Regions from separate parts of the Homo sapiens genome. Here region 1 is linked to region 2. Evidence: read pairs that join two places in POLR2A ChIA-PET (ENCODE). Cell type or tissue: PC-9. All regions are shown on one strand. Links, peaks and the distances in the headings refer to the core of each region. The heading gives the core; the rest is flanking DNA.

Evidence for each region. Peaks named below come from ENCODE experiments on the same cell type or tissue, not always from the same donor. Only the 100,000 strongest peaks of a DNase experiment are listed, where the experiment ranks them.
Region 1: POLR2A ChIA-PET joins it to region 2 with 11 read pairs; 2 of 35 experiments call an interaction of 5 or more read pairs at or near these places.

What each region holds. Positions count from the first base shown.
Region 1 is chr10:74,500,573-74,505,956 of GRCh38, forward strand. The region is part of intron 6 of ADK (adenosine kinase); the gene reads left to right. Among named protein-coding and RNA genes, the nearest start is that of ADK-AS1, 26 kb to the right of the region's middle. In PC-9, for the core only: no CTCF peak of the experiment used is centred there; a DNase peak (open chromatin) is centred at 2,839; H3K27ac peaks cover 1,450 bases.
Region 2 is chr10:74,228,947-74,234,330 of GRCh38, forward strand. The region is part of intron 3 of ADK (adenosine kinase); the gene reads left to right. It overlaps LOC124902456 (a long non-coding RNA gene), which reads left to right and starts at 1,120. Exons shown (of 2, transcript XR_007062198.1): 1 at 1,120-5,384. In PC-9, for the core only: no CTCF peak of the experiment used is centred there; a DNase peak (open chromatin) is centred at 2,605; H3K27ac peaks cover 2,938 bases.

The DNA of each region.
Region 1 (5,384 bases), core at 90-5,089, 270 kb after region 2:
ATGTGAGTATTAAAAATGTATTTTAGTCACTTTTCTTATTTTAAAAATTACATCAAATCATATAACTTCATAAAGCTCAGAAAACAATGTCTGAGTAATATATGGTTTTTGAAAAATAACATTTAAGTGACATATTCCGATGTCATGGAGCAAGTGAGAAACTGGTTTGAAATGTTTGCTATCTAGTGTCAAGGGCTATCTATCCCTTTTTGACTTCTTGTGCTACTGGTGCAAATGGATAGATATTAATCCTGCAGCAATCAGGATTTGCTTCAGCAATAAAGAAATTATTGATGTCTGAAAGCAATCCTTTCCTTTTGACATGTTGGCAGCACCTAAGAAGAAAATGTCAGGGTCAATATAAGTGCATTTACTGACAGTTTGGCTCTTTCCTATGTTACAGAAAATGATTTCACATTTAGCTTTTATCAAAAACAGAAACACTGACCACTCTGAAGGATATAAACAATAGCTTTCAGCTTAGTCATTTTCCACTTATAAAGTGATACTTTCATAGAAATAAACAATGCAAACTTCAGAGAGCCAAAACAATTACACAGAAAAAAATCATTGCATTTTTGCCATTTTTAACTCAGATTTAAAACAACTGTGTCTGGTAGTAACTGGAGAAAAATCACTGTTTTGTGTTCTGTTAAGTTAAAACAGTTAAAATCACTTTATGATAAAATATGGCCAAAAAGAAGAATCATCTTCAATTAGGTACTTCAAGATCACTTGTATTCTCTGCTTCTCTTTCAGAGCCTGATCCATGTATTTCTTAAACTTCTTCATCATATATAAAATTTCGTGTTTATAAAATTTCCACTAAAACCTCAATTATTAGTTTCATGAATCAGAAGTTACAATTAGTTTCATTTCTGGCTCACCAAGATTTGTCAATTTCTGGATAAAAGGGACTCCCTATTCAGAATATCCCTTTAAATCTTTTTTAAAAGTGCACCTTTGATGTGTACATGTTTTTATGTTATTTATGGCTTCTGAAAATATTATGCAAAAAAATTGTTATGGAAACAACCCAAATGTCCACAAGCAGGAAGATACATTGTGATAGATCCATACAATGGAATATCATTCGTTCATAAAAAAGAATAAAGTACTGATGCATGATAGAATGTGAGTGAACCTCAATATCAAGAAAATGGACGAAGCCAGACATAAAGGATCACATATTGTATGATTCCATTTATATGAAGTATCCATAATAGGTAAATCCACAGAAACAAAAGCAGATTGGTAGTTGCCAGGGACTTGTGGGGAGTGAGGAATGGGGAATAACTTTTTAATGGGAAGATAGGGTTTCTTCTTGGGGTGCTAAAAATGTTGAGAAGTAGATAGAGGTCATGGTTGCACAACACTGTGAATATAATTTTATGTGAATTTTACCTCAATTTTTTAAAGAAATCAGTTGATTTAAGACTTAACTGAATTCTAGAATTTTTGAAATGAAGGTGTTTCTCAAGGTCATCCAACCCAATCTCCTGTTTTTCACAAATGAAAAAACTAAAACTCATCAAGATTAAATACTATATATCACTAAGATTGCCTAGTAGCTAGTCCAAACCCAGGCCAGAATTTGAGTATCTGGATTTTTAGCCCAGTGATTTCTTTTTAAACTACTGCATGCTGCTTTATTATCAATTGCTATTTTTTTTAAATTTTTTTCTGGGAACATACTACAAGTGTTAGTTTAAAAGTAAACTAACATAAAAGTAAATACAAAAAGAAGCATAGCTTCCTTTGTGCCACATATAAGAAATGTAGACATAGAGAGTGTTTATTGCAGTAATTTGCCAAAAAGCAAGCCATAGTTTAAATTAGAAGAGGTTTATTCCCTGCAGCACTTTCACAATCACAGAAGGCACCTATATTTTAAATGTAGTCTACATTGGCCTGGCTTATGAACTGCAACCTTCTATGATTGCAATTCACTTTTTTAAATTAAAAAAAATTTCAAAATAATTTTTGCATAATTATTAGCACATTCTACCACTTGATAATTTTTTGTTTCTTTCAATAGACGAAAGCACTCACATTGTAAAAAAATTATATAAATGACCTTGTCTTGTGATGAAGCTAGAAGATCTGTTTTCAACGAAACTATTCTCAGAGGCATCTAGGGAGAAACATTTGAGTCAGGTTGGGAGTTAGAGATAGAAAGCAGCAGCAATTAAAGCAAGATAATGTATTACCCCCTGGAAATTGGGTGTTATACTCAAATGTAAAGGACTTGTATTGATTTAGTGCTAGCCTCAGAAAATAGTCAGATGTCCTCATTTTAAGGGAAAACTTTAGGAAATGTAATTATATCGTTTCTTTCTCTCTAAATCTGCCTTAGTTTTCAATTTCTTTATGTAGTTCGTTACTAAGAGGAAGCTACACTCTCATTACCACACTAAATGGATTTTCTATTAATATTTATCTCCAATGTTATTTTTATCTGGGTTGTTGTTTTCATTTCTACTTAGTATGTATTTTCTTCTTTCCTTTTAGTTCAGAGGTCAACAAAGTATGGCCTATGAGCCATACGCTACAATAGCAGAGTTGAGTGGTTGCAACAGATACCATGTGGCCTGCAAACCTAAAATATTTATTGGGGCATTTTACAGAAAACACTTGCCAGTCCTTGCTTTAGTTGACCAAGTAGAAAAGGAAGAGCAGATTCTACAGAGTGAATAAATATCACCAGCAAAGGAAAGGATATAGAAAGGTACAGGATTTATACTTAGGCTAGCTAGAAACTCCATATGGTCAAAGTAAGAGTTTTGTGGATGTGAGTCATCAGAGATTATATAGGAAAGATAGATTACTGTCAGATTTAGAGGATTTTTAATGCCACTTCAGGAACTTGAGCTACTATTGTTTAGGAAATGAGTCATTTAAGGTTTTTTGAACAAAGGAGCTTTGCCAGAGCAGGAAAGTGTTGCAGTAGGGTTTACAAAGTAATGAGAGTTATCAACTAAAGTTATATTAATAGGAAGGATGACATAGTTCCAGGAGTTGCTGTATAATTAAAATTGATAGGACCTTAGACACTGCATTTTGAGACAAAGAGATAATAGTTTAAAGATTAAAACTTCATTGGGCAGAAAAATTATTATTTATACACATATTAGGGAAGTAAAGAGCTAATTTTTGTGGAAGGTTTAAGTTGATGGAGAAGGATTATAACACTACATAGGATAAGAAACAAAACTGATTACTAGTTATCAGCATTACTGAAGTTGTTCACTCATCCCAGGCACAGGCAATTTTTTACTCGCCATATTTTATCTCCAGGGCACCCAGCTGCCATCATCTTGTCAGGGTCCATCTCTTTATAAAATCCTCTTACTTTGCTCTCCAGAATCCCACCCTGATACACAGATTTACTTACGCTACCTCATACAGAATAAAGTACTTCCATTTTCCAAGTACTCTGAACCATGCTCAAGAAGGGCTTTAGCTCTCTCAAATAAAAAGACTTATCTCAAGGTGTTTAATTCAAGTAGAGCCACAGTTCCGAAACTGTGCACTGACACCCCAGGGTACTGCAGCAGACTCACAAGAGTGCTACAGGATATTTTATATCGGTTTCAAAATTAAATTTTGCTACATTCCTTTTGGATGATGTCTTTTTAAAAAATAATTACTGTTGTTGTTTTTTTTTTAATATGTACCTCCTGAAAAATCAATGCAGAATGGGAAATGAAGGTAGCAGTATCCACTTGGAATACAAGGCTTGAAGAGTGTGCAGTATTCCATAAGCATACATATTCATTTAGTAAATACAGTTAACCCTTGAACAGTGCCGGGGGTTAGAGGCACTCCCCTCCCCCGGGTAGTTGAAAATCCATGTATAACTTTTGACTCCCCAGAAACTTTACTAAGAGCCTACTGTTGACCAGAAGCCTTACCTGTAACATTAATCATTGATGAACATGTATTTTGTATATTATATGTATTATACAGTGTATTTTTGTAACACAGTAAGCTAGAGAAAAGAAAATCATAAGGAAAATATATTCATTGATATGGTTTGGCTCTGCTTCCCCACTCAAATCTCATCTCGAATTTTAATCCCCATAATCTCCACATGTTAAGGGAGGGACCTGTTAGGAGGTCATTAGATCATGGGGGCCATTTCCCCCATGCTGTTCTTGTGATAGTGAGTTCTCGTGGAACCTGTTAGTTTTATAAGTGTTTGACAGTTCCTCTCTCATGTGCCCTCTCTCGCCTGCTGCCATGTATGACATGCCTGCTTCCCCTTCTGCCATGATTGTGTTTCCTGAGGCCTCCCCAGCCATGCAGAACTGTGAGTCAATTAAACCTCTTTTCTTTATAAATTAGTCAGTCTTGGGCAGTTCTTTATAGGAGTGTGAAAACGGACTAATACATTTATTGTTCATTAAGTGGAGGTGGATCATCATAAACATCTTCATCCTAGTAGTCTTCACACTGAGCAGGCTGAAGAGGAGGGTGGGGAAGAGCTGGTCTTCCTGTCTCAGGGGTAGCAGGGGTGGAAATGATGAAGGAGGTGGAAAGGATGGCAGAAGAGGTAGGCATACTCAGTGTAACTTTACAGAAATACGTTGTAATTTCTGTCTTATTTTTCATTTCCCTAAAAATGTTACTCTAAAAATGTTTCTATATGGCACCTATCCTTCCACCTTTTGCTTTTGGTTCAGTGCCCATATCATAGAAGGGTCCATGTTGTAAAAGAAGTCAAAAGCAGTCTTTTGAATAACTGGAATCATTCTGTTATATGGTCTAATATGAATTTGTTTCTGGCACTACTTATTCTACATCTTCTTTCTCATCATCTGGCACTGATTTGGAAGCACTCATCTCCATCAAGTCATCTTCTGTTAATTCCTGTGATATGGTGTCTGTTAGCTCTTGAATTACTCCAAGATCCGTATCTTGAAACTCTTCAACTTCCCCCCACTTTTTTTTTTTTTTTTTTGCCATATCCACAGTCTCTTTTATGATATCCTTGATTGACTCTGTTGTAAATCCTATGAAGTCATATACACCATTGGACACAGTTTTTCTCTAGCATCAATTTATTTTTTTGGGCTTGATGGCTTTCATGGCTACTTTTGTAACAATGGCGTTTTCCATGATTTGATTCTTTCAGATATCCTTGGTGTTCTCTAAGTTGAGGTCTACTTCCATAGCATTGACAATCTTTTCTATAGATTACCATGTGTAATGATCTTTAAAGGTCCTTATGACCCCCTAATCTAGATCTGAATTAGAGATATTGTGTTTGATGGCAAGTAGACCACTTTGACACCTTTGTTGTTGAACTCCTGGTGTGGGTGACCCGGGGCATTGTTCAATATCTAAAGAAATTTAAAAGACAGTTCCTTACTGACAAGGTA
Region 2 (5,384 bases), core at 93-5,092:
TATTTACTTGGCTTTTTAAGATAGCTACCAAGGTAAACAGTGAACTTTTGTAAGCAGTGTATACTGTTCTAAATATGAAGTGTATTTTCCCTTCTGATAGTGAATGAATTCCATTATGATTTTTTAATGTCAAAAATTAAATTATTTTGTCAGAATAACCCCTTAAATTTTTAAATGTTGTCTTATAAAAGTTAATTATATTGTGATATTTAAATGCTTGCCAATTTACGATTATGATGAGATGGAAGAAAATAAATAAATTATGCAATAGGCATGAACCTTCAAGGGTATTAGGACGTGCTCAGGATATGATCTTTGGTGCAGTGTAAAAATGTAATTTCTTAGTGAATAGGTCAATTTCCAAACCAGCAGGAAAGTTATAAGTATTTAAATGGAATGTGTAGGGATATGTCAGGGAAGTTAGAGACAATAACATCTGGTATGCTTTTTTTTTTTTTTTTTTTTTGGTGAGATGGAGTCTCGCTCTGTCGCCCAGGCTGGAGTGCAGTGGCGTGATCTCGGCTCACTGCAAGCTCCGCCTCCTGGGTTCACGCCATTCTCCTGCCTCAGCCTCCAGAGTAGCTGGGACTACAGGCGCCCACCACCACGCCCGGCTAATTTTTTGTATTCCTAGTAGAGAAAGGGTTTTGCCGTGTTAGCCAGGATGGTCTTGATCTCCTGACCTCGTGATCTGCCCGTCTTGGCCTCCCAAAGTGCTGGGATTACGGGCGTGAGCCACCGCGCCCGGTCTGGTATGCTCTTAAATTAATTGTTAATGCTGTGACTTAGCAGTTCTTTGAAATCATCAAGATCATAGACTGGGCTTGTGCCTATAATCCCAGCACTTTGGGAGGCTGAGGCAGGAGGATTGCTTGAGTCTACGAGTTGGAGACCAGCCTGGACAATATAGTGAGACTCTTGTCTCTACAAAAAGTTAACAAAAGTAGCCGGATGTGGTGGTGCCTGCCTGTAGTCCCAGCTACTTGGGAGACTGAGGTGGGAGGATTGCTTGAGACCAGGAGGTCCAGGCTGCAGTGAGCTATGATCCGTGCCACTGTGCTCCAGCCTGGGTGACAGAATGAGACCCTGTTAAAAGAATCTTTTTTTTTTTTTTTTTTGGTAAGAATGAGCTAAGAACTGGATATCTGTAAAGCTAATAGAAAAAAATCCTGTGAAGCAAAAAGTCAAAATTGAAATAAGCTAGGACCGACAGCAAGGTTAAATGCTTATTTTTTTTTAGTGTTCATAAATAAGGTACAGTTTTAAAAATATCATAAACATTTTTATGATCCTATTCTCAGGGCCCGGTTTTTTTTGTATCTTTAAAATTATAGTATTTTGATTCTAGAAATGAACCCTTGAACCAATATCCGTATTTTATCATGAATAAGGTGAGAGTAACATTGATAAAATGACTTGCTATAGTTTACATTGCTACTTAAGGACAGTACTAGACCAGAAACCAAGTCTCCTGAGTCCCATTTAAGTGCTGTTTTTGTCACACCAAGCAGTTCTCTAAGTATATAGTCTTTTTTTTTTTTTTGAAACAGGGTCTCGCTTTGTCACCCAGGCTAGAAAACAGTTGCATGATCATGGCTCACTACAGTCTTGTTTTTAGAGATGAGGTCTCCTTATGTTGCTCAGGTTGGTCTCAAACTCCTGACCTCAAGCAGTCCTCCTGCCTCTGCTCCCAAAGTGTTATGATTACAGGCATGATCTACTGCACCCAGCCAGTAACTTTTTTTTTTTTTTTTGAGACGGAGTCTCACTCTGTTGCCAGGCTGGAGTACAGTGGCGCGATCTTGGCTCACTGCAATCTCCGCCTCCCAGGTTCAAGTGATTCCCCTGCCTCAGCCTCCTGAGTAGCTGGGACTACAGGTGCCTGCCACCACGTCTGGCTAATTTTTATATTTTTAGTAGAGACAGGGTTTCACCATATTGGTCAGGCTGGTCTCAAACTCCTGACCTCAGGTGATCCGCCTGCCTCAGCCTCCCAAAGTGCTGGGATTATAGGCGTGAGCCACCGCGCCTGGCCGCCAGTAATTTTTTTTTTTAAAGGGATTAATATCCATTGCAAGACTTGGTAACGGATCACAGAGAACTCATTAGTTAATTAAATCAGTTTCACAGTATTGTGTTTTGGTTTTGGAAATCACTTCAGACCTATAACCAATATTGAGTGAGTTGAAAAGAATTAATTACTTCCAAATACAAGGCACTTTACATTCTTCTAAGGAGAGGATGCAACACAAAGCTATTTGGTCAGCTTGATACAAAAGCTCTTAGGTGTGCTCATGAAGTAAGTCAAATGTATACATTTTACAACCACATATTAAATAGAATTAGTTTTTTCTTTTTCCTTCCCATTTCTTTGAACAGTCTTATTCAGAATCTTCATCATTAGCAACTTTGTCATCATTGGAGCCCTTTTCTCTAGAACACATCAGCCTCTTTCTATGTATGATATTTTCGCTGGAAATTTTATCCTGAGCTATAAATGCCTCTCATGTAAGAAAAGTTTTTTTTTTGTTTTTTTTTTGAGACAAGATCTAACTCTGTTGCCCAGGTTGGAGTGCAGTGGCGTGATCATGACTCACTGCAGCCTTGACCTTGTGGGCTTAAGCAATCCTCCCATCAGCCTCCTGAGTATCTGGGACTACCACTGTGCACCACCACACCTGGCTAATTTTTGTATTTTTTGTTGAGATGGGGTCTTGCCATGTTGTCCAGGCTGGTCTTGAGCTCCTGGGCTCAAGTGATATGTCTGCCTTGGCCTCCCAAAGGGCTGGGATTACAGGTGTGAGCCACCATGCCTGGCCAAGAAAAGTTTTTTTTAAAGTTTATTTTTGTATGTAGTCATAATACTTGTAAGGTAACCTTTTCACTGTATTGCTTTTTAAACTAAGGTTTAAATAGTTCATTGTAATAAGAGTTACCGTTTGTGCTTATAAGGCTGCATCTCCAGGAGTAAGTACTAAATCTGTGTTAGATTTCTTTGCTGCTTTTTTTTGTTTGTCTTTTTTTTTTTCTTTTACTGATATGGTCAGGTGGTCAGGTTACTTCCGTAAGGATCCAAAACTAGAGTTGATTGAGATCATTTCAGGCTTATACATAATCTACAAATGATTCTCAACCAATTGAGATCTGAGTTCACCTCTTTTGCTGAACTTTTAATTGTGATCTTACTGTAAAATTCTAGGATCTCATAACTTCTATGAAATTTTTATACCTGGATTATAAAACTTCGGAAAGATTTGCTTAAATATTTTGTTGCTTAAAAGAAAATAATTGGCCGAGTGTGGTAGCTCACGCCTGTAGTCCCAGCATTTTGGGAGGCTGAGGCAGGTAGATCAGTTGAGCTCAGGAGTTTGAAACCAGCCTTGGCAACGTGGCGAAACCCTGTCTCTACTAAAAGTATAAAAAAAATTAGCTGGGCATGGTGGCACTCACCTGCAGTCCCAGCTACTCAGGAGGCTGAGGTGAGAGGATTGCTTGAGCCCAGGAAGTTGAGGCTGCAGTGAGCAAAGATTGCACAACTGCACTCCAGCCTGGGCAATAGAGTGAGAACCCGTCTCAAAAAACAAACAAACAACCCCCCCGCACCCCCCCCCCCCAAAAAAAAACAAACAGAAAATAATTAACACTGTCATCAAGGAAGGTAACTCATTATAAGGATTTAAAAAAAAAATTTTTTTTTGAGACGGAGTCTTGCTCTGTCACCCAGGCTGAAGTGCAGTGGCACAATCTTAGCTCACTGCAAGCTCCACCTCCCGGGTTCACGCCATTCTCCTGCCTCAGCTTCCCAAGTAGCTGGGACTATAGGCGCACGCCGCCACACCCGGCTGATTTTTCTATTTTTAGTAGAGGCAGGGTTTCACTGTGTTGGTGAGGCTAGTCTCGAACTCCTGACCTCGTGATCCACCCGCCTTGCCCTCCCAAAGTGCTGAGATTACAGGCGTAAGCCACCGCGTCTGGCCTATAAGGAATAATTTTGTGATTAAACATGGTCTTATATTCATGAACGATAGGTGAATGAAAAATGTGTGTTATTGGTGGTAAAATCTTAAAATCCTTAAAGAATTAATTTAAATTGCTACCTTCTACTTATGAAGCACTATATGGTGCCCTGGACTTAGCATTAGAAGAAACTTAGTTTATGTATGAGTTTTGCCATAGGCTGTAGTCTTGGGGTATTAGTTAGAATTCAATGCCACTATGATATTAAGAAATTTATTACAGGAATTAAATCTTATTCAATCATGAGAAAAACTGGGGATATTAAGGTCCCTAAAATGTGAGAGAAAAATCGCTAAACTGCCTTTTGATGTAGGTTAATGAATTGCGTGTTCTGTTAATAGGGAAACTGTGAAGGAGGTTCGTGTGTTGTGGGCTCTTTGCAACTACCACCTTTATGGGCCTTTAGTGAAAAATCTGGTGATAGGCTTGGTCCTGGTAGTTGTGGACGTAAGGTAGAGTGGGGATGAGTAAGGACAGATTACAGTTCTGCCCATACCTTTGTGTCTGTCCTTCCTGCCTCTAACCAATGACTGCCTTTGGAATGTAATGGCTACTGCTTCAATTGCATCCCCTAAATTTTTTGCAAATTTCTCTTGTGACATATCTTAAGCTGAAACCATATAGGAGAGGAAATTAGGGGAAGTGTACTCCTTCTTGACATAGTTTAATACCTTAACTTTGTTTAATCACTTAGTCTTCCAAACTTAAGTTCCTCCGATATCATTTTGGGTTTAGATTAGTGCTTTTCTGTCATTGTCCATTAAACAAATGATTTCTTTCATTACCTACTTCTCTTTTAGTCTGTTCAGTGATCCCTCTGGGTATAGCTTCTGAATTTCTAGCATAAAACTCTTCAACAATAACAAAAAAGGATAATGATCTTTCCTGTCAATTTTTAGGGGGAAGGATAAGGTGTTTCCTAGAAACTTTATTCAGAGCACTTTAGTCAAAGTGTAGTTCATTGATCCTTAACTGCAATTTACTTGACAAGATATATTTATGGGATGAAATTTATTGAGGGTAACAGAATGGAGAGAGAAACTGCTGGTGTGATGAATTCTCTTTCTTCTTGGTCTACAACAAACAGAAATATTTTGAGAATGTAGCTATGGCAGATTTTAATGTAAGAGTTATGCCAACACTATTTCCCCTTAAGGGTTGAGTCAGACCTTTTGGGAATGATATAGACTTGGGGGTCTTGAGTGAACTTTTAGTATTTATTAGCAGCCAATCTAACCTTGAAAACTCTATGTTGATTTCTTTTTGGAAAGTGTTGAACAATTAAATAATACATGTTAAAGAACAAGGAAGAAGGGCATTGTTTTAATTATTTTGTGATCTAATTTAATCCCCACAGCAACTCTGTG